Regions from separate parts of the Homo sapiens genome. Here region 2 is linked to region 1. Evidence: chromatin loops called from intact Hi-C (ENCODE). Cell type or tissue: A673. All regions are shown on one strand. Links, peaks and the distances in the headings refer to the core of each region. The heading gives the core; the rest is flanking DNA. Region 1 overlaps LINC01117 (long intergenic non-protein coding RNA 1117). Region 2 has its middle 70 kb from the start of ATP5MC3.

Region 1 (10,915 bases), core at 1,521-9,520:
AGGGTAGAGCATACAAACATTTGAGGCAGGGGATGAAAGGAGTTGTTATTATGTTTCCTTTCCAGGTTAATGTGGTTGCCTTTGATTTAAGCACTACATACTTAGGACAGGATATGACACCAATTAAAGACATGAAACTTAATTTTTGGACTAAACAATCACATAATCCTTCTTCTGGTATCTGGTTGAGGTTTACTGACATGGCATTTATTTCTCAGTCACAATCCTAAATTTATTGGGTTGGCTTTACTTAAGGTACATGGGGCAACTAATATTAGTGCATGTAAAAACCTAGCAATGTCCTAAATTGTAAAGGAGCTATTATAAAGAGAACATATTTTTTCCCGATGACTGTCAACATGAGATCAAGAATGCATGCAAACTCACTCCATGAGCCCTGGGCTCACTCATCTTGGTTGGAGGCAGATTTTGATTTAAGATCTAAATTTCAAAAAATGAAAATCAATTTTATCTCATAAAGTACAACAGGGAAAATTTTTACTAATAACCTCTCCTTAGCCTTAAATTTAAATTACATTTTTGTCAAGAGAATTTTAGTATTTATTGAAAATCAAGTTTAGATAATAATCACAAAATAATGCATTAATCGTTTAAAAAGATAAAAAGTAATGTACTGTTTGTGGGTAACACATTTAAATAATAAAATTGAATATTAGTGTTTAATTTTAGTACAAAAAATAATTAAAATGAAGGCATGCAAATATAATGAGCCAGGTTAACCTCCCCATCTTTCCACTTTGACACCTTGTTTAACTCTAGCTAATGATGCTATGAAAAAAAGTATTAGTGGTTTCAGTTCAGCCCCTGGTGGTCTATATCACATATTGCATAACCTGCTGGTGGGTCTTACGGGCTATTTCTCATTTACAGACAGTAGCCTTTTATAATTCTGTCTGGAAGTGGGGGATTGCAGAGGGAGGGTGCCCTGTTTTAACCTATTTATTATGCACTTGAAAATACTGAAAATGTTTATAGAAGTCAAATTAAATTTTGTAAAACACATTAGTGCATTCATATGTTCAAACCTGAGCCTACAATTCTATACCAACTACTCACGTAAAGTCATTATGTGGAAAAGAAAAAAGTCACTTATGGCTTCTACTCCATGTGGAAAATTACCAAAGACTGCAGTTTTTCTAACCACGAATGGTCTCATTTCCCATGTGCAGTTGGTTAGCTCCTCACTGTATCCCCAAGGAGTGCGTGAGTCTGAAGCACTGCAGAAAAATGAGAATTTTCACACTTTAAAAGAGCCAAGGCAGCATTTGTAATGACTAAAAATAAGAGCAGAAGAAGTAAAAGAGGAAAGAAAGATTGGTCCCTGGTTTTCCTTCCCCTCTGTTAAGCGAGACCATGGAGTTTCCAGGTGAAAGTCAATTGTGGGCTTGCTTTTAATTTATACAGGACGTTAGGAAAGAAAAAGAAAGAAAAAGAATACCAACTCCCTTAAATTTCCTAGCTCAAAGTTGCTTGCAGTGAATGCTAAAATGAAAGGAGTTATCAAGGCCAAATTCACTATACAGCTTTTGCGAACTGTTAGAAGCAATTTCCAGGACCTGTGCTTTTACATAGGTTTGCTTTCACTCTCAGCTTGAGTGTTAATTTTTGACTAGTTCTTTCTATCCTTTCGTCAAATGTACACATCCATTTCTTCCGGCATCTCATACACACACTGCACACCACACACACACACGTGCATTATATACATAAGCAAATACCTCTAGCCACTTGGTAACAGTATTTTAGAAAGCAGCTTGATATCTGGATTAGAGAGTTGAATACTTTCAGACAACTCTCGTGGGCACAATGTGTTAACTGTTTTCTGTGCCACCATTTTATTGTATGCGAGCGGATGGCAAAATGGTGGTTCCAGCTTTTTGTTGTATAAGGACTCCTTCGCATTCAGCCTCTGATTGAAGAACCAGTTTGTATACCGATAGAAAAGCCAGGCTTCTCAGTCTGGGAGACTGACTAAATAAACCATATACGCAAATCTTCTTCTACTCACTGCTTTGCAGACGCTTAACCAAAATTTTGCATATATAAGTACAAAGGGAGCAAATCCTGATTAAAATAAAAAATGGACAGAAATGATATTCCATTTAAATATATAATTCAATGGTGTTGGTAAATACATATGTTATTAAAAGACCTTCCAACGTTGCCATAAGTAAACTACCTTGAGAAAAGGTCCAACACAGAGTTAGCGTAGAGAATGTGAATGTTTTACTTGTGCATAAACGATCTTTCCAGATCAAGGTCGAGGTCATTGGCAAGATAGTTTAGTGAGCTCATTCTACAGTTATTTGCACATGCAAATTGGGGTTCCAATTTTAAAAATATTATTGCTTTTTGTTCATGAGAAGAGCTTTGATTAAATTCTTAAAATAAGAATATTAAAATAATTGAACAATATACCTGTGCTAATAATATTCAGTTTTAATTAGCTCCTAAATAGAATCAAAGCTAAAATGGATTTTGACGTACCCTTAACTGGATCTCAAATTAAGGAGAGATGAATTTGACTAAGAGAAGATTTTTACATTGTTGTCTATTACAGCTGAATTACCACTCTCTTTTGTCTGAAGAAAAATATTTTCTTCTCAACGAGGTATATATTTTTAAGACTGAAGACAACTGAAGCTTACAGCATATAGTATTTGGTTAGATTTTTTTTTTTTTTGCTTTTTGACTGCAGTTGCCAAACATTTGAGATTATAAAAACGATAGTACTACATAAAATAGACCTGCAGCAACACTGTTTATGGCACACGCAACAATATTATTTTCTGCTGTTTGGTGTGCAGGAGTTGTAAATAGCAAAATGTGTAAGCCATTAAATCTAGTAGCAATAGGACTCAAAGCAAGGTTTATTATACCAGTGCCTGAAAAGCTTTACTTTTTATCTCTGTGTGTTAAATTTTCGTGTTTGCAACAGTATTTTAGCTCTGGAGCTATTTATCTGGTAGCATCTTTGAGAAAAAGGAAATGGACAGATGTCCATAAACAAAGGGCTCCACCTGGTGGTAAAGAGGAGGTATGAAATGTTGATGAAGAGAACTAATGCTGCAAAGGCAAACAGATGGAAGAGCAACGCGTGTGCGTGTGTGTATGTCTCCTAAAATGAATATGTTTGAAGGAAAGAGAATGACAAAATCCTCCAAATTTGGATTCCAGTGTGGATATAGGCTTACAGCTAACATTATTTGATTATTTCTTTCACATTCAGTCATTCCAATATGTTTACAAATTATTTTATTCAAAATACATACATCTGAACAGATATTAACAGATGACCCTAACAGATACTAGGTACAATTGATGACAAACTATCCATATCATCTGATCATCTTAGGTTTTAGTAGAATGCCATCTAGTAGACAGATTTAAACAAAGAAAGCATTTGTTCCGACTCGAGGGCATCCTTTAGGTGGCTTTGTGGCTCACCTAGTTAGGAAGACCTGAAAAGGATGTGGTGCAGAGCTCCGGGGAGGGAAGCAAGGGTTTCAAATCCATGACTAAGAAACAGAAAATTGTTCATTTTAAAATGTCATCTGTGGCTGAAGTGTTGAAGAATTTGAATCTGCGTATTGTGATTCTTCCACCTTTTCAAACTCTAAAATTAGGCCAGGAATTACATATATCAAATACTATGCAAAATGTAAAACAGGCATGCCGTTTATGGCTCTCTACGTAAGGTGGAAATTAAATCTTCAGCCTCCAATAAAATTGTATTTCTGTAATAAAACTGCTGCACCTTGACTCTAGACTACATTGAATCCCAAATTAAACACTCCATTTGCTGTACTGTAACAAGCAAAAGGGTTTGCTACACTGAACAATATTACAGATAGGAAAAACGTATTCTTTTTTGCTTTATCACCTATGTAGAGACCACGAAAACAGGCTAATTCCTCATCTCTTCTTTCTCAGAACACAACATGTTTTGATATGGGAAATTTTAAAATTCTATCTTTCATTGCTAAAATTTATATTTCTTCCTAATTCTATAAATCAGCATAGATGACTAGGCCTAAAAAAAGTCAACCAAGTAGGATATTTACTACAAAATGTCTACTGCATTTCATGGATAACTCAGGCTTATAAGCAGAAACAGCTGGTGTGCTAAAGGCTAGGTACATTTCTTTATGCATTATGTATAATTCCCCATAATGTACATGCAACATTCACTCCACATCCATATCTGAAGTGCACACATACTGCTACATGATCTATGAAAGTTTTAAACTTAGGATCTGTTAATACATATGTATTTATCTCACCCAGTGTTGATTTAGAAGAAATTAGACTGGATGTTCTTTTAAGCAGTCTAATTCTATAGTTTTTTTTTCCCTCACCACGCCATGGCCCAGCCAGCGCTGACTTCTGGCATTTGTAAAGTGTCTGTAATAGAAATGAAAGCCTACCCAGGGTGAGGAATAGAAAGCAATGAATACTAATGTTGCTTCTTCTTACCAACTAAAGTGCAGGCGAACAAGACAGGAAGCTGTCTGTGCCTCTCTGTCTCGGCCGTCCTCCCTTGGCTCTGCCAAGCCACCCTCTAGTGGACTGAGGGGGGAATTTCCTTTCCTGGCTGCCTCACTCGGCTATTCATTTGATAAATGAGCTCCCCTCCCCCTCTCTCAGGAGATGGTAGATATTATTAACCTTCAAGCACGATACAGCGAGATGAATGTTAATCATGAAGGGATTTCTCATCAAGTTTAATGGTGTAAGACATAGAGAAGTTGTGTTAGCAGTTTCAATCCTGCTAAAAATGCTAATTGTTATGTTTCATATGATAGGTGAGGATAATAGGAAAATGGCAACAGCTTCAGCGTTTCCATTTGGAAGTTGTTGCCCATAATTTTGAGGCAAATATAGAGGAAAAGATTACGGTCCTTAGTATGAATGACTTGTGAAGAGGCTAATTTAGGGCTGCTTCTTTGGAGACATTGGAGATTTGAGGCTTGACATCTACTGAGCTCAAGAAAAGAGAATTTTCTGCTGGGAAGAACTAAAGCCAAAAGAAGAAATTTTGGACCTAGAAAGAACATGAGTCTATGGTAAGGGATACAAGGTTATAGTGTTGAGTACTGATCTTTTGAGCACTTTCTGTCTTCTACATTTTTCTCTGTGTTTCACTGGCACTTTTGCCAACATGTAGAGGTAATCTTTTTTTTAAAGCAGTTATTTCATCCTGACCTAGGAATCATAGTAAGTGCACTTAGGAGTCCTAGATGAACCCCAAGAGAAATGCCATTTTTGTTTTTCTCAACATGTCCCTTTCCTTGCCCCATGAGTTGTTACCCATGCTCTGGCATAAGGACACCCTACTGTCCCCAGCTTCAATGACCCCAGTCTTGCAGAGTTGGCTTCTCATGTAGCTCTGTTGTTTGTCCTGGTCCCTAACTGTTTGAGCTGGGGTTCTTTCGGGGCACATACACACACAAGTGGGGATCCTGGAATGTTATATGAGCAATGTCTTCAGTGTATACTTTTACTTGACTTTGATTACCCTAAATTCTATTGCTCAACCCTAAACTTCTATAGTAGCTCATGGTGTTACCTGTGAATGAACTGGAAAGCATTTTGCTGCAAGGAAGCTTATCAGTTGAATGTGGGCCTTGAAAAATTTCCTTGTAATTTCATAGTTTATGTGTTCAGTTTGACTTTAGAAAGCATCTAAATGATAAATGCAAATTCAAAAATAATCCATTAAGGATATGAGCCTATGTGGATATGGACCTTTTTAACTGTATTGTCCCAGTTTTCATATGTAGCTTTTGTCATCATTTTTTTACAGACTCCTATAAAATGGAGTCAACATAGAGAAAATATGTGATTCTCCAGGTGCTAACATGAGATGGGATATCAATGACTAACATTATTTTCCCATCAATAATGATAATTATACTAATTAGTCCAGGCATCACACCTGTGTAAAATCCCTATCCCTATTTTACAGATGAAGTCACTGAGACACCAAAGGTTAATTGCTTGCCCAAAGCCATGTAGCAACTTGGTGAGTACCAGTATTTAAAATCTTACACTCTTGCTTCCTTAACAATGGAACAAAGTTATTGCTTGTATCACAGGAGATTGGTGTCAATGAACAATGGAGCAAAGGGGTCACATATTGCTTGTTTTAAAATTGTAGACTCTTTCTCATATTAATGGAGTCCTTTACTGTGTTTTCCAGGTTGAAGTTACTTTAGTGTCGAAAGCTCCACATATGTGCTTTTCGCAAAATCAATAGTCACCCCATGCAAACGAAGAGATGGTAATTAGAGATGGGACAGACCCCAACATATCCTTCATTTGAAGATAGAATAAATTCAGCAAGATACCTAATTATTATCATCATCTTTCACAAAAACATATGTGATTTTTCCCCCCTACCCAAATGTTTTAGTGAAAACTGCAACTGTGCATTAAAAGGCAGTTTTGCATGCATATATTCAGAGAACAATATGGAGAATCTATCCCTTGGGATAAAAAAAAAAACACCCAGCAACAACAAACTTGAAAACAGATGGTTCTGATACAGTCTGATAAGAATGTAAACAAGAAAATCTTTGTTGACTTATTTCATAGTAATCAGTAATAATTAGTTATTGTCTAGAGGTGAGTTACAAATTTCACAAGCATGGCCACGAACAGCCTCTGAAAAGTGAAGCTAAATTTGTGACATCAGTGAGGAATTACTGACCCCTGCTGAACCCTCCTTATTAACATTTTTCTTGATTGACATAAAGGAATGAAACCCTGGAAGAGGATAATTTCTGCATTCTTTGTTTTTTCTTTTGTCATCATTTGATTTAGAGATATTAGACCCCTCTGACTAATCCATGAATTTTAAGTTCTTTGAAAAAGAACTTAAATTTTCTCTACAGCTTAGAGAACTAAAGCTCTCTTTCCTTCCGTTTTTCCTTCCTTCCTTCCTTCCTTCCTTCCTTCCTTCCTTCCTTTCTTCCTTTTTTCTTCCCTCCCTCCCTTCTTTCCTTCCTTCCTTCCTTCCTTCCTTCCTTCCTTCCTTCCTTCCTTCCTTCCTTCCTTCCTTCCTTCATGGGGTCCACAGTTTAGTTGGAGAGGCAAGTTTGTAAAAAAATAACTATCACCCAGTTTGTTAAGAAGTGGGCAAGGGCTGGATGCCATGGTTCATGTCTGTAATCCCAGCACTTTTCAGAGGCCAAGGATGAGGAGGATCACTTGAGCCCAGAAGTTTGAGACCAGCCTGGGCAACAAAATGAGACTCCATCTCTACAAAAAAATTAAAAAAAGATTAGCTAGGTTTGATGGTGTATGTCTGTGGTCCCAAATACGTGGAAGGCTGAAGCAGGAGGATCGCTTGAGCCCAGGAGATCAAGGCTGAAGTGAGTTATGATTGCACCACTGCACTCCAGCCTGAACAACAGAGCAAAACTCTGTCTCAGGAGGAGGAGGAGGAGGAGGAGGGGAAAGGGTGGGAGAGGGGGAGGGAGGATGAGGGGGAGTGAAACACAGAGGGAGGAGGAGTGCCAGTGAAACACAGAGAAAAATGTAGAAGCTAGAAAAATGTAGAAGATAGAAAGGGAGGAGGAGGAGGGAGGAAGGGAGGAAGGGAGAAGGAAGAGAGAAGGAGAAGGAAGGAAGAAGAAGAAAGAAGTGGGAAAGATGGCATGGAGAGGAGTCAGGAGAAGGACTGAGTCCTTGCAGAGGAGATATTAGACCAGGTATTATGTAGTGCTATTACCAAGTCCTGACTGCAGAGATCACCAGGCTGTTGACTATGACATCCTGAGTGAATAATGAAAATTTAAACTGCTGGCTAATTCTTTGGATCAGGTGATTGTACACCATCAGTTGTGTGGGTAGCATGCAGACAAGATCATGGTATCCTGCCATGATCCAAAAGTTTGGAGAGGTGCCCTTCTTTTACAATACTTGTAATAGAAAACTTAGGCTGTATTCCTCCATGATAACGTGCCTTTGGAAAGAGTAGTCCCTTCTTTAATATGTAATTCAGCCATCTGAAAATACTTGTTATTAAAATAAAATAATACAAATAGTCTATGACAAATAGTCTAGGCAGTGCATCCTGGAAACCCTTGGCTTTTATTCAACAATATTCAAGAGCTGTTTAGTCAGTGCTTGTAACTTGTCAGACACTACTAGGCACGTGAATTAAGAGAATGAATGCTCTATGTAACTTCTCCTTTATAGAACACAAAATCTGGTTGGGAAGGACAATATCAAACAGAAAATTACCCAAATTGTTTATTAATGAAAATGTGATAAGTGCTATTGGAAGCAATAGATGCTGTTGTTTTGTCTACCCTGATTCTATTCTTCCGGTGACAGCATCTTGATTTTGTTTTGAGAACTATCCTTCACCATTGCATGCAACCTTGATGAGACTCTTAGTCGAGGGGCACTGCCCCTACCTAGTTTGTGATTCAAGCTGGGCCAGTAAGATGCCCTTTTCCAGTAATGAGTGCACTCTCTCGCTCACTCGCTCTCTCTCTCTCTCTAGTTTAATAGTATAAAGATCTTCAAAGTTTGTATTTACGTTGGTCAAAAGTAATTGCGTTTTTTACCATTGCTTTTAATGTTTAATCCTTAGCTTTTCCTTTGAGTTGAGAGTGACCCTTATATCCTTCCAACAAATTTCTTAAGTTAATCTGTTAAATTAACTGCTTGTAACCAGTTGTAGTATTTATAGCACTGCCTAAAAATCCAGGACTCAAATAACAGGTAAACTAAATTGTGGCATGATTTTGAGAGTTTGTTAGAGTTTAAGAGAATGTATTTTACTGACTGTGATGCTTAGAACATTCTATTTTGAATAGCATGAGTTGGTGACAGAGGATTAATTTTCTTCCTGTATCTGTAATAAATAACATTTCCATAATATCAGTAGTCATAATATCTATAAAACAAAATATAAATATTATAAACTTTGACAGTATAGAGCTATACCCTGACAGAAGTCCAGAGATGATGAGGTATGTTAACTTTCTTATCTGAGAGTATTAAGGTCAATAACTCTTTTCTAAAGCTGCTAGATCCAGAAATGAATACATCTATCCAACTGAAGAACTAAAAAATCATGAGTTAGCCCAAATTGGGGAGCAGGTGGGGAGGGAAGGAAGGCATATAAATGAATGAAATTCTTCATCTTTCATGCAGAGAAGTCAGCAGGTACTGGCTACCTAAGACTGAAAAATCAAGAAAGAGAGATGCAGGCATATTATTTATTTGGAGTTAAAAGTAGAAACCACTGGAAGAAATAAAATGTAAGTTTATTAATAATGACTTCCTTTGGAGAATAGATGGTAGGAGAAGGGTCTAGATAGAGGGTATAATTTGACACAAACTTGGCTGCAGAAGATCTGGCATTCCAGAAATATATGCGTCATTAACCTAGTGATGGCATTAAGAAAGCGATATTATCCCGGGCTGTGTTAAGACAAGTATTATTTGCAGCTAGGAAATAACCCTTGTGTCAAATTTATTGTAGGTTGGGCTTTTATTTGAATATTACACTTTGGGTCTGTAACTTAAAACATATGCAGGAAAATTGCATAGAATCCACGTATAGAAGAGGAAAATGATGACAGGGATTGGAGACTATGTACACAAGGAAAGGAGGTGGGTTGTTTATTCTGGAGAAGAGAAGGCTGAAGGGAGACAAAATTAACAACCTATGGGCAGTGAGGTGGAACTCTGCAGAACACCAGTCAACCTTCTCCATCTCACTGGACTGAACAGAAGAAAATGGGTTTAGACTGCATCAGGAGAAAATGTGTTTTTAAGACACAGGAAGACTTGATGACCTGTGGTTGTGACTGAACGTGGGAACAGGATGCCCTAAGAACTTTTGGAGTACTTTAGAAATAAGATAGAAATATTCATTTTCAAAATAAGGGTTTGTATTAGACTTGAGGTCCCTTTAGATACAGTAACCACATTCTATAGTTGGATGTCTGTGAACTTACATATGGAGAAAGGTTAATGATCAAGTGGTCTAAATAGTCTCACCTTGGCTGTGATTCCCAGGTAATATCTCATTAGGGAAAAAAAATCAATATTCACATTTTTTTTCTTTAAAGTACTGTGCTATCTACTGGTTCTTTTAAAATATATATGCATGCACATATATATATATAACTGTGTATCATATTTTAAGGGAAATTCATATAGTCTTAGGAGCAATAGTTATCATATTCAAAGTTTGTACCATTAAAATATTTATGGTTTATTTTTCTAACAAAAGCAATAAGATTTTGATGCTGAAAATCTTCAAAAACACAAAAAGCACAGGAAATACCTTTTTTTTCATTAAAATGTGAGCAAGCAAAAAAAAAACATACAAACAAATTTGGTCCTGTCTTATCATGACTGCTGCTAAGGCGGTCCAGCTGGGTTTCCCTGTAGCCAGAATCTGGTCCCCTATGCTCATCCTTTCAAGAAGGAAGTGTGAGTGCCTGATTAGCTGTGTCTTTATCTTTCCTCCTCACTGCAATTGGATCGCACTTACCCAGTCTCTCACACTTATGTATTGAAACAATTATTAGAAATGTGGTGATGGAGTATTGACTTACCTGGCACCTAAGTCGAGGTTAATCCCTTTTGAAAGCTGGTTGTATAATCTGTGCCTGGGCAGCTGTAGCCCTGGCAAGTTTAGTTAAGACACTAAAATGAACATCTGGATGTTGGTTCAGGCATTTGTATTCAACACCTGGATAGGATTCTTCAACTTTGGTCTTTGGGTCTGAAGAAAACCCCTATCTACGTAAAGCTCGTGGTTGCTTGAGATTTGGTGTGGGAGGGCAGAAAGGGAGGAGTGAAGGGAATGACTATTGGTTCCTTAACCAATAGAGGCTGCCACAACAGGATTCCTGAGCTAAAG
Region 2 (10,915 bases), core at 1,640-9,639, 1.4 Mb before region 1:
CTTAAAAAAGTAGGGGAACACTTAATTTCATCTGTTTTCAGATTCCTGCCATTAATTTGGCACACATTCAAAATGGTTAGATGATTTAATTACTTATTATTTTTATGAGTTTAGTTATTCTAAAGTAGTTTCCAACCTGTGGATCTTAGTTTCTAGGAGTCTTTGAAGTTACTATGGTTAATCTGTGAGTAGATTTAAAATAGATTTTAAATACTGTCTCCCACATACATATATTGCTACTTTCCAAATAAATGTAGATGTTGTGATTAATTAATTGAAAGTTAATCTAAAATTAAATTAATCATTAACTTGGTAGTAGCTTTTCATCATTATATTGCTCCCTAATCAGCAGACACTAAAAGTTTAAAGACTTCCAGCAAGGAGTCCTCATACAAGGTGACTTCAAAAAGTTCATAGAAAATGCATATTATGAAAAAAAATACATGAATTTCAAAAAATTTTTGTGCCAAAATAAACTCGTAGTGACTTGTTATAACATGCCTGAACAGGATTTGGTTTGAGGCATTAAGAAGGATAAGATACCAGTTTGAAAAGAGCCCCTATTAGAGCAACATGACTTCTGCTAAAATTGAAGCAAGAACTAACATCAAATTTATTGTGAACCTTTAGTGGAAGAATGGTGAAATCATGGCGCCTTTATGAAAAGTGTATGAGGACAATTCCCCAAATAAATCAGCAATTTACAAATGAAAAACTAGCTCTAAGAAGGGAACATGATGATGTTGAAGGTGAGTCCCACAGTGGCAGACCATCCACATCAATTTTTGAGGAAAAAAATAAACTTGTTCATGCCCTAATTTAAGAGTACTGATGATTAACAGCAGGAACAATAGCCAACATCATAGACATCTTAATTGGTTCAGCTTACACAATTCTGAATGAAAAATTGAGTTGAGCAAACTTTCCACTTGATGGGTGCCAAAACCATTGCACCCAGATAAGAGCTGCAGATAAGAGCAAGAGCAGAGATGGAACATGGCTTTACCAGTACAATTCTGAAGACAAAGCACAATCAAAGGAATGGCTGCCAAGAGGTGGAAGTGGTTCAATCAAAGCAAAAGCAAATTGGTCAAGAGCAAAGGTCATGGCAACAGTTTTTTGGGGCATTTTGCTTGTTGACTCTCTAGAGGGCCAAAGAACAATAAGATCTGTTTATTAAAGAGTGTTTTGAGAAAAGGAGCTAGAGCTTTAGCAGAAAAATGCCCAGAAAAATCTTCACCAAAGAGTCCTTCTCCAGCATGACAATGCTCCTGCTAATTCCTCTCATCAAACAAGAGTTTTCAGGGGGAAATCATTAGATATTCATGTTCCAGTCATGATTTGGCTATTTCTGATTACTTTTTGTTTTCTAATCTTAAAAAGTCTCTAAAGGACACTTATTTTCCTTCACTTAATAGTGTAAAGAAAGACTTCATTGATGTGGTTAAATTCTCAGAAATGTCAGTTCTTTAGGTATGGACTAAAATGGCTGATATCATCACTTACAAAAGTGTCTTGACCTTGATGGAGTTTTTTTGAGAAACAAAGTTTATATTTTTAAATTTTATATCTTAATTCCATTTTCTACAAACTTTTTAAAAGTCCCCTTGTGATTAAGAAGGTTGAGAACCCTGTTACAAATGATCACTCTGAGATTCTTTAAATAATTTCTAGAGATTTTCAAGTGTTTTCTTAAATGTTCTCAAAGACATCCACTCAAAATTAGAAGTTTCTCTCATGATACTGTCTTTGTAAAATATTTCCATTTTTGCTGGGTTCAACATTTTGGAAGAGAATCAAAGAAACACAGGAAGTATGAAAGGCACTCTGACTTTATCAAACGAAGATATTTATGGAGAGAAAAATGGGACTTTAATTCAGTATTGAAAGGTCAATCAGCAGGATGTGTTTTATTTGGCTTTCTGTTTAAACCATGATTTATATCTTTGGGAGGATATAAAGTGCGTATCCCCTGAGTATCCATTTCTTGCTCTTGTTTGACTCTACTTTAACACCGAAAGGAGAATGCTTCCTTTACTCCCACCCTTGCTGAATGCTGCTCAAGAAGAGTGGGGAACACGGCTTTCTTGTGCCTCTGTACAAGTAGAGCAGAAGAACCTGCCATGGAGATCCTGTAGAGGTGGCCCTCTGTGGATAAGTGAATACAGGTTACATTGGCTGCCAACTCTGGCTTCTCTCTTTCTCTGCTGAGCCCCATCTGGGCCTCTGAAGCTAGATTTGCATTCAGGCAAGGAGGAAGAGACGTGTTCTCCCCTTCCTAGTGTAAACCTCGGTGGTCTCTCTCTGGATCTGTGACAGCCTGGTCTGAGCCAAGTGGTTGAGTAAATATTCCTTAGTGGAGTTAGTAGGCAATATGGACTCTTCAGTTTATTCAGCATTAAAGATTATAAGGCATACATTTTAATCTTGCTTTCTGATATTGTGACTAGACAAGAGTAGATTTTTATGTGTGTTTTACAATTTTACAATTCTCCCTTTCTCTGGACCTGAGTGGTAATTTGATTTGCATCTGGTATACATAAAATGCTGTTCTTAATGCCAGTATGCTCACTTCTAAGAATACCTTTCTTCCAGTTAACCAAGCTTGTTGGAATGTATATAAAAATAAGAGTAAATAGACTATAAATGAGGTACCAAGGAACTTTCTCACAAATACAGTGGTTGAGCTTTGACCCGATTTATTCTTATTTTTTAGATGCCTTTTTAGTTTTCTTCTGGTTCCTTGGTTGTTGCAGTCTGTAGAATGAAGTAATCAGATATGTGAGACATAGTTAAATAAAATATTACTGTGCTTTTGAAAACATAGTTAAGTCTATTTTCTCAATTGTTGACAAAATCAAGAAAATAACACAGTTTATTAATGTGAAGTCTAAAGGTCAGGTGGCCCAGATTCCATTCCAATTAAGAGTTATTGGAATAGAATTTGTGGAGTTGAACATGACAATTTCATCCACCTGTATTACCCAACATTGAAATGCAGTTGAAATTGAGTAGATCTCATGGAAGGTTTTATAGAGGCAAAATGTTTGCCAAAGCTTCTATTCAGAAAAATAATTTTTTGTCATTGAATGGGTTTTATAGTTGTAAAAACATAATAATTTCATATTTCTGATCTTTATTCTTTAAGATGTAGGTAGCACATATTCTATAATAAAATAAATTGACTTTTTAACTATGGAAACAGTAATTTCATATATATATTAAAATATAGGTAGTATCTTTTCCATAATAAAATAAATTGATGCATTTCTACATTTTTATTCAATGTTAAAAACAAATATAAATCTTTAGAACTAATTTCTGTACCAAAACATTTTTTAATGAAAAGTTGTCAATTGTAATAGTTAACAAAGACAAAATTGCAGGTGTCTTTATGTTCTAGCATATAAGCTTAGGTTGAACATTCTTACTGTCATGTCACTGCTCTTCCCTGTAACCTTGATAGATCGCCCCTATAAATATCTCTTGGGGTGAAAAGTAATTTAATCTGCGGATCTGTATATTACCTCCTCATGAACATCCTATCAATTGTGCCAGAGTGCTTTCATGATATGCACTGAACTGAAACCATCAAACTGATTTCACTGAGGATTGTTAGTTAGACCAGAATCTTTGGTCTCAACTCTGTCATTAAATTTTGCTAAAAGGTTGTGCACTTATGCATGGAAAAAAGCTAAGTTTGTGATTTGGTTTCAAAAGATTATCTGCTTATGGTCTGGGTGACTCTTGGGAACTGTATTATTCATTTGTTTTTATCTTGAGGCTGACCTAATTAGAACCCAGGTTATAGTTCTATACAATAACAGAACTCTCATCACTTCCTGAATGATCTTGAAACTTGGAGTTTTGAGAAAATAGCCCATCTTTTAAGCACCAACCTACTGGATAATGATAGAGTGGTCCCTTTTGGATCAAAAAAGTCTCTGAAGAGGACAATGCCTACATTTGCACAATTTTAGCTGAATACTAGATGGAGGTCTCTCAAGATCCTGACTAGAACTCTACCTGGCCAGTTCCCTCATGCCTTCTCTCATTCATTGACAGAACCCTTTGTTGAAATTTGTCTACAGCTCTCAGAAGATTTTGATTCATTGGGAGCTGGTCAGAATAGGGTATTGTGAAGTATAAATATGAAGAAGCCATCCAAGACAACATCATTAATAAAAAACTAGATTATTTAAATAATTTTCTTGATGCCTTTTTATTAAATAGTTCTCAAGAGACAGAGGCTTTTGAGCCTTGCTGGAAGAAACACTCTTTTCCACTAACTAGTGTATAACTTGGGGACAGTCACTTAAAATCTCTGACCTCTGTTTCTGTATTTGTCGAATTAGGTTGATAGTCTCTGCTCTATTTCTAGGGTTGTTAGGATACAATATGATAATAAATACGAAAGTATGCTTCAAAGTTAAAAGAGCACTCATATATATGAGTACTCTGTCTCAGAGATTCCACTTTGAATATTTTTTCCAATTTTTTTCTTTTCTTTCTTTCTTTTTTTTTTTTTTTTGAGGTGGAGTCTTGCTTTGTTGCCCAGGCTGGAATGCAGTGGCACTGCAGCCTCCACCTCCCAGTTTCAAGCGATTCTCCTGCCTCAGCCTCCTGAGTAGCTGGGATTACAGGTGCCCACCACCACGCCCAGCTAATTTTTGTGTTTTTAGTAGAGACGGGGTTTTGCTACATTGGTCAGGCTGGCCTCGAACTCCTGACCTCAAGTGATCCACCCACCTTGGCCTCCCAAATCCTGCTAGGATTACAGTCGTGAGCCACCTCGCCCAGCCCCAATTTTTCATGTAATATATATATTACATTGAGATGGGAATTATGTCTCAGAAAGTAATTTTTATCAGATGGTATGTGGGGTATTTGTTGTATAGGAATTATAGGGGAGAATGAAGTAGTTTGGGTAGCTACTAAATCTTCACTATGTCTCTATTAAGTGTTCCATTTTTATTTATGTAAGCTGTTGGTAATAATTTGTATAAGTGATGTTATAAATTACTGTGTATAACTCTGGCAAATATTTATTTTAAATACAAAATAGCTCAATTTTCCATGATGAAAAGACTAATTAATTCAACCACAAAATATCACTTAATCTTTAAGGGGAAAACTGGCTAGCTGTAAACCAAAACATTGGTTTTATTGCATAAGTGTCCAACAATAAATTTAGATCTAATATAAATGGCAAAATTGTGGTAATAATTGTATTGCCCTCATTCTTAAGCTCTCTGTAAATTTGTCATCTTTCACTACCAGCAGAGGGAGCCCTGAGAATTAAATCGTGCCAAAATGGCTTTGCTAATTCTTATGCGTTTACACATTTAGCTCATAATAAAGAAATAAAACCCCATCACAGATTAATGGAAAGTCATCATGCTTGGATTAGGCTGTAGATAATTTCATTCCAGCCTACCGATTATAATCAGCTTCAATAGAGGAGGAGTAGCCTGCCTCCACTCTGCCATTAAAGCCTCAGCTGCAAACTTCCACAGCCAACGAAGTTCAGTAATATAACAACGCACAATCTACCTCATAGAACATCAGAAAGAATACACTCCTCAAACCATAATTTTATCAAATAAACTATAACAGTATTATGAATTGTCTATTAAGCCACATGAGAATTGGAAAACATACACATTGTGTAATCAGTTTTTCCTAATTTAAACATAATTGTCCATATTTTATAATGTATTTTAATAGACAAATAAACTAAAATAATATGAATTAAAAATAAATCATGAAGTTCCAGCATTTATGACTCAACGTAAAGCTTCTTTATAGTATCTTATCAAAAAATGGGTTTTCCAAACCTCAAGGAAAGAGCCTGTTTACAGAGAGCATATTTTCATTGCTTTATTTCCTTTAAGTAGATACCACAGTGCAATACAATGCATATTTTATGCACCTGTGACTAAAAAGGCCTATTGAAAATGGAGACTGCAATAAGTGCACTTTGATATTGCATAGCAACTCTCATTTTAACAACGATGCAGTTTTTATATATATATATACTTCAAGTTCTAGGGTACCTGCACACAACGTGAAGGTTTCATACATAGATATACACGTGCCATGTTGGTTTGCTGCACCCATCAACTCATCATTTACATTAGGTATTTCTCCTAATGCTATCCCTCCCCCAGCCCCCCACCCCCTGACAGGCCCTGGTGTATGATGTTCCCTGCCCTGTGTCCAAGTGATCTCATTGTTCAATTCCCACCTATGAGTGAGAACAAATGATGCAGTATTTTAATATTGGCATAACTGCTAATCTAATATCAAAAACACCTTTCTCTTGGCATCAAGAAATTTACAAGTACATGTCTTTGCCTTCTAAGAGCTTACATAGTATAGTTAGAAATCCAACAATGATTGATTCTCTCCTTCATGATAAGAATTTACTTCCACAAACATTTATTGCGTACTTATTAGGAGCAAGGTATTGTGCTAAGTGCAGAGGAACAAATGTGAATGACAGCATACCTTCTCATAATCAATAGACTAAGGCTGGTAAGTCAGTGACTACGAGGCAAGGTAGTACAGATATAATGAAGGCAACCACTCTGCTGGGCTTTACGATTATTGAAGGCAGGTAACATGTCTGATCTTTGTAACTCCAGAACACTCTGACACCTAGCACAGTGTTTTGCATATAGTTAGTGTGCAATAAGTATATACTGAATTAATTAACAACATGTGAGATACATTAGTAAAACATCTTCTTGGTAATTAAGTGACTTTCATGTTTCCTACTGCTTCCTCTTCCCATCACTCCAGTTCTCTTTTCCCTAGTTCTCACAACTTGTGGGATAGCCGTGCTTTCCTTTTCTACAACATAGCAGCTGAGCAACGTAATAATTGATGCTTGATGATTTTCTATTCCCTGGATAGAACAGCTATTCTCTATGCTGTTAAGGCTTGAAATTCATGAGATGGATGTAATAAAACAACAAAAAGTACACAACAAAATAGTAGTGACAGGCATTCTGCTAGGCACCATACATTCATTATCTAATTTGATTCTTAAAATAACTCTCGTTATTTCTATTTTCAGTACAGAGATCTTGCACAGAAAAGTAGCTTGCTTCAGGTCACAGGGCTGGTAAGTAGTAGAGCTCAAATTTGAATCCAGAACTCTTTGACATCCGACTTCCTGTTCTGAATGACTGCACTATATGGTCTCTTTATTTAGGTTGCTTAGGGGCAATTTGAATTAGTAATGGAAACATTTTCCTGGAAGAGATGGTCTACTTCATCTGAAAATACTATGAATAAAAAATTTTAATGCATAAGATACACTTAAGGTTTTAGAATTATTTTATGAATACAGAAAAATAGTTTACAGAAGTACAAAAGAATCAACAACAGATAATGCTTTTTAGCAACGTATTTCTTTTAAAAATAAGAAACTAAGAAGTTTGATTTCTTTAATAACCAGAACACCTTAAAATGTATTTTCAGATGCTCAGCAGACCCCAAAAGACTCCCCCAGTCCTGGACTGCAGTGCAGTCTGCTGTGGAATGCTTAGCAGCTTTGTTTTCCCGACTAGACTCATTAGCAGCGCCAGGTGGTAATAACTATCCAACTGATTTGTAGTAGTAAAAAAATCTGCCTGAGGTCACCATGGACTCTTTCCCCCATTCTTTGCTTCATCTCTGACCTGATACGCTTTTGCAAAATAATTATGCATGGCAGGAAGTTGCCATACAACAGAGAAGGATTGTTGTGTCCTGGGATTATATGGGATCTCAGATCAAATAGGTTTTGTTGTGTGAAGAATAAATTGGAAAACATGGTTTTCCCAAGCATAGCACAGTAAAATTTATTTCTTGCCTTTTCTTCTTTCCTGTTTATTTCACCATTAAAGACCCAGTAAAGAAAATTATTCACCAATTTGGGGAATGTTATCATTAGTGTTTAGCATCAGCACAATTATGTAGATTCAAGAAACAAAAATAGCTCCAGGGTCTGTCCAAGTTAACTCAAATAAAAGAGTGGATATTTTAAAATTGACTTTTTTTTTTGACACGTTATACATTGTTGTTCATCAGGTAAAAATATAAAGTAGTGCACGAAAGCAATAAGCACTTAACCATTCTTTATCTAGGAGGAATCTTCAGTTAGCTAAATTTTGTTCATGCTTTTTTTTTCATTAAATAGAGAAACATAAGGGTAAATAATTGTGAGGCTATGTTTTAAAAAGTAACTTTCCACTATCTTCCAAAGAAAATATAGTCAAACTCCTAAATCTGCATTCTCCAGTATAGTAGCCATCAGCCACATGTGGCTATAAAGCATCTGAAATGTGATTAGTTCAAATTGAGATATGCTTATGTGTAAAATACATAGTAGATTTCAGAAATGGAATGTGAATAAAATAGAATATAAAATAGTTCATTAAAAAGTATTATATTGGCTGGGCATGGTGGCTCACTCCTCTAATCCCAGCACTTTGGGAGGCCAAGGCCGGTGGATTACCTGAGGTCAGGAATTCAAGACCAGCCTGGCCAACATGGTGAAACCCCATATCTACTAAAAATACAAAAATTAGCTGGACGTGGTAGCACACGCCTGTAATCCCAGCCACTTGGGAGGCTGAGGCAGGAGAATCGCTTGAACCGGGAGGCAGAGGTTGCAGTGAGCCAAGATCGCGCCACTGCACTCTAGCCTGGGCAACAAAAGCGAATATCTGTCTCAAAACAAACAAACAAAGTATTATATTAATTGCAGGTTGTAAAGATAACATTTTGGATACGTTGGGTTCAATAAGACATATTATTAAAATTAATTTACCTGTTTCTTGTTACTTTTAAAAACGAGGCTATTAGAAAATTTCAAATTACATGTATGACTCATATTTTGTTTCCCTTGTACAGCAATATCCTAGGGTTTTACTTTGTGACATCATTGCTTCTCGAGAACCAACTGACCACGAACAGCAACAAGGTCTTCAATCAGAATTAAAACTCAATTCAAAACACTTTCGAAGAGCATTTGGAGATACATATTAAGAGACTGCAGTGTCTAAACTTTTAGAAGTAAAAATGCCATTTCTAGTCCTATGTCCTACAAATTCCATTTCTAGGTATATACCCAAGAAAAATGAAAATGTATGTCCACATAGAAACTTCTGCAAAAATGTTTCTACTAGCATTATTCATAATAGTAATGTGTGGAAACAACCCAAATGTCCATCAACAGACAAATGGATAAACAAAATGTAGTATATATCCCTACAGTGAAATATTATTTGCCTATAAAAGGGAATGAAGTATTGAAGGCTACAATGTGGATGAGCCTTGGAAACATTATACTAAGTGAAAGAAGTTAGTTACATAAGACCACATATTACATGATTCTATTAATATAAAACATCCACAACAGGGAAATCTATGGAGACAGAATGCAGACTATTGGTAGGGGTGGTGGGAAGGGGAGAAAAGGGTAGGGAAGTGATAGCTAAAGAGTACTGGGTTTCTTTTGGAGATAATAAAAATGTTTCAAAATTGACTTTGGTGATGGTTTCATGTATCTGTGAATACACAAAAAACACATATAATTATACTGTAAAAATGGGTGAATTATGTGGTGAGTGAATAATACTCAACAAATCTCTTCAAAAATAATTATATTTATGGGAAATCAAAGTTGAGAAAATGATCCAAAATAAACCAGAAAACTCCTTTCGTGCACAGTGTTGCACAATGCTGCCTTATGTATAATAGTGAAAAATTAAAAACAACCCAAACGACCAAATAGGTGTGTGGCTAAATAATGTATGGTATAGCCTCATCATGGAATGCAGATATTAAAATGCTTCATGTAGGCAAAGTCTTATAAAAAGTTGTAGTAATGTGTATGGAATTGGTGGGTTCTTGGTCTCACTGACTTAAAGAATGAAGCTACGGACCCTTGCGGTGAGTGTTACAGTTCTTAAAGATAGTGTGTCCGGAGTTTCTTCCTTCTGGTGGGTTCGTGGTCTTGGTGGCTTCAGGAGTGAAGGTGCAGACCTTCGTGGTATTACAGCTCATAAAGCCAGTGCAGATACAAAGAGTGAGCAGCAGCAAGATTTATTGCAAAGAGCAAAAGAACCAAGCTTCCACAGTGTGGAAAGGGACCCCACCAGGTCGTTGCTGGAGCTCTGACAGCCTGCTTTTATTGCCTTATCTGACCCCACCCACATCCTGCTGATTGGTCCATTTTACAGAGAGCTGATTGGTCCGTTTTGACAGGGTGCTGATTGGCGCATTTACAAACCTTTAGCTAGACACAAAAGTTCTCCAAGTCCCCACTAGATGAGCTAGACACAGAGCACTGATTGGTGCATTTACAAATCTTGAGCTAGACAGAGTGCTGACTGGTGCATATACAATCCTCTGGCTAGACAGAAAAGTTCTCCAAGTCCCCACCAGATTAGCTAGATACAGAGTGCTGATTGGCGAATCCACAAACCCGGAGCTAGACACAGAGTGCTGATTGGCTCATACACAACCCTCCAGCTAGACACAAAAGTTCTCCAAGTCCCCACCCGACTCAGGAGCTCAGCTGGCTTCGCCTAGTGGATCCCGCGCTGGGGCGGCAGGCGAGCTGCCCGCCAGTCCCGCTCCGCGCACCCGCACTCCTCAGCCCTTGGGCGGTCGATGGGACCGGGTGCTGCAGAGCAGGGGGCGGCGCCCGTAGGGGAGGATCGGGCTCGGGCGGCGCGGGAGCCCATGGGGGGCGGGGCTTGGGCATGGCGGGCTGCAGGTCCCCAGCCCTGCCCCGCGGGGAGGCGGCTGAGGCCCCGCGAGAATTCGAGCGCAGCGCGGGCGGGCCGGTAGTGCTGGGTATCCCAGCCCACCCTCCGCAGCTGCTAGCCCGAGTGCTAAGACTCTCACAGCCCGGGGC

Evidence for each region. Hi-C counts contacts between places; a loop is a spot of excess contacts. Peaks named below come from ENCODE experiments on the same cell type or tissue, not always from the same donor. Only the 100,000 strongest peaks of a DNase experiment are listed, where the experiment ranks them.
Region 2: it touches region 1 in a loop (8-fold over the local background); 3 of 110 quality-filtered maps call a loop at or near these places.

What each region holds. Positions count from the first base shown.
Region 1 is chr2:176,649,475-176,660,389 of GRCh38, forward strand. LINC01117 (long intergenic non-protein coding RNA 1117) reads left to right here. Exons shown (of 4, transcript NR_110599.1): 3 at 5,990-6,046; 4 at 6,224-6,484. Among named protein-coding and RNA genes, the nearest start is that of LINC01117, 17 kb to the left of the region's middle. In A673, for the core only: CTCF peaks have their summits at 3,051 (motif pointing left), 3,257, 4,596 (motif pointing left) and 7,699; DNase peaks (open chromatin) are centred at 3,037, 4,577, 6,787, 7,147 and 3 weaker places; H3K4me3 peaks cover 4,528 bases; H3K27ac peaks cover 8,000 bases.
Region 2 is chr2:175,246,357-175,257,271 of GRCh38, forward strand. No RefSeq gene overlaps it. Among named protein-coding and RNA genes, the nearest start is that of ATP5MC3, 70 kb to the left of the region's middle. In A673, for the core only: a CTCF peak has its summit at 5,284 (motif pointing right); a DNase peak (open chromatin) is centred at 5,295.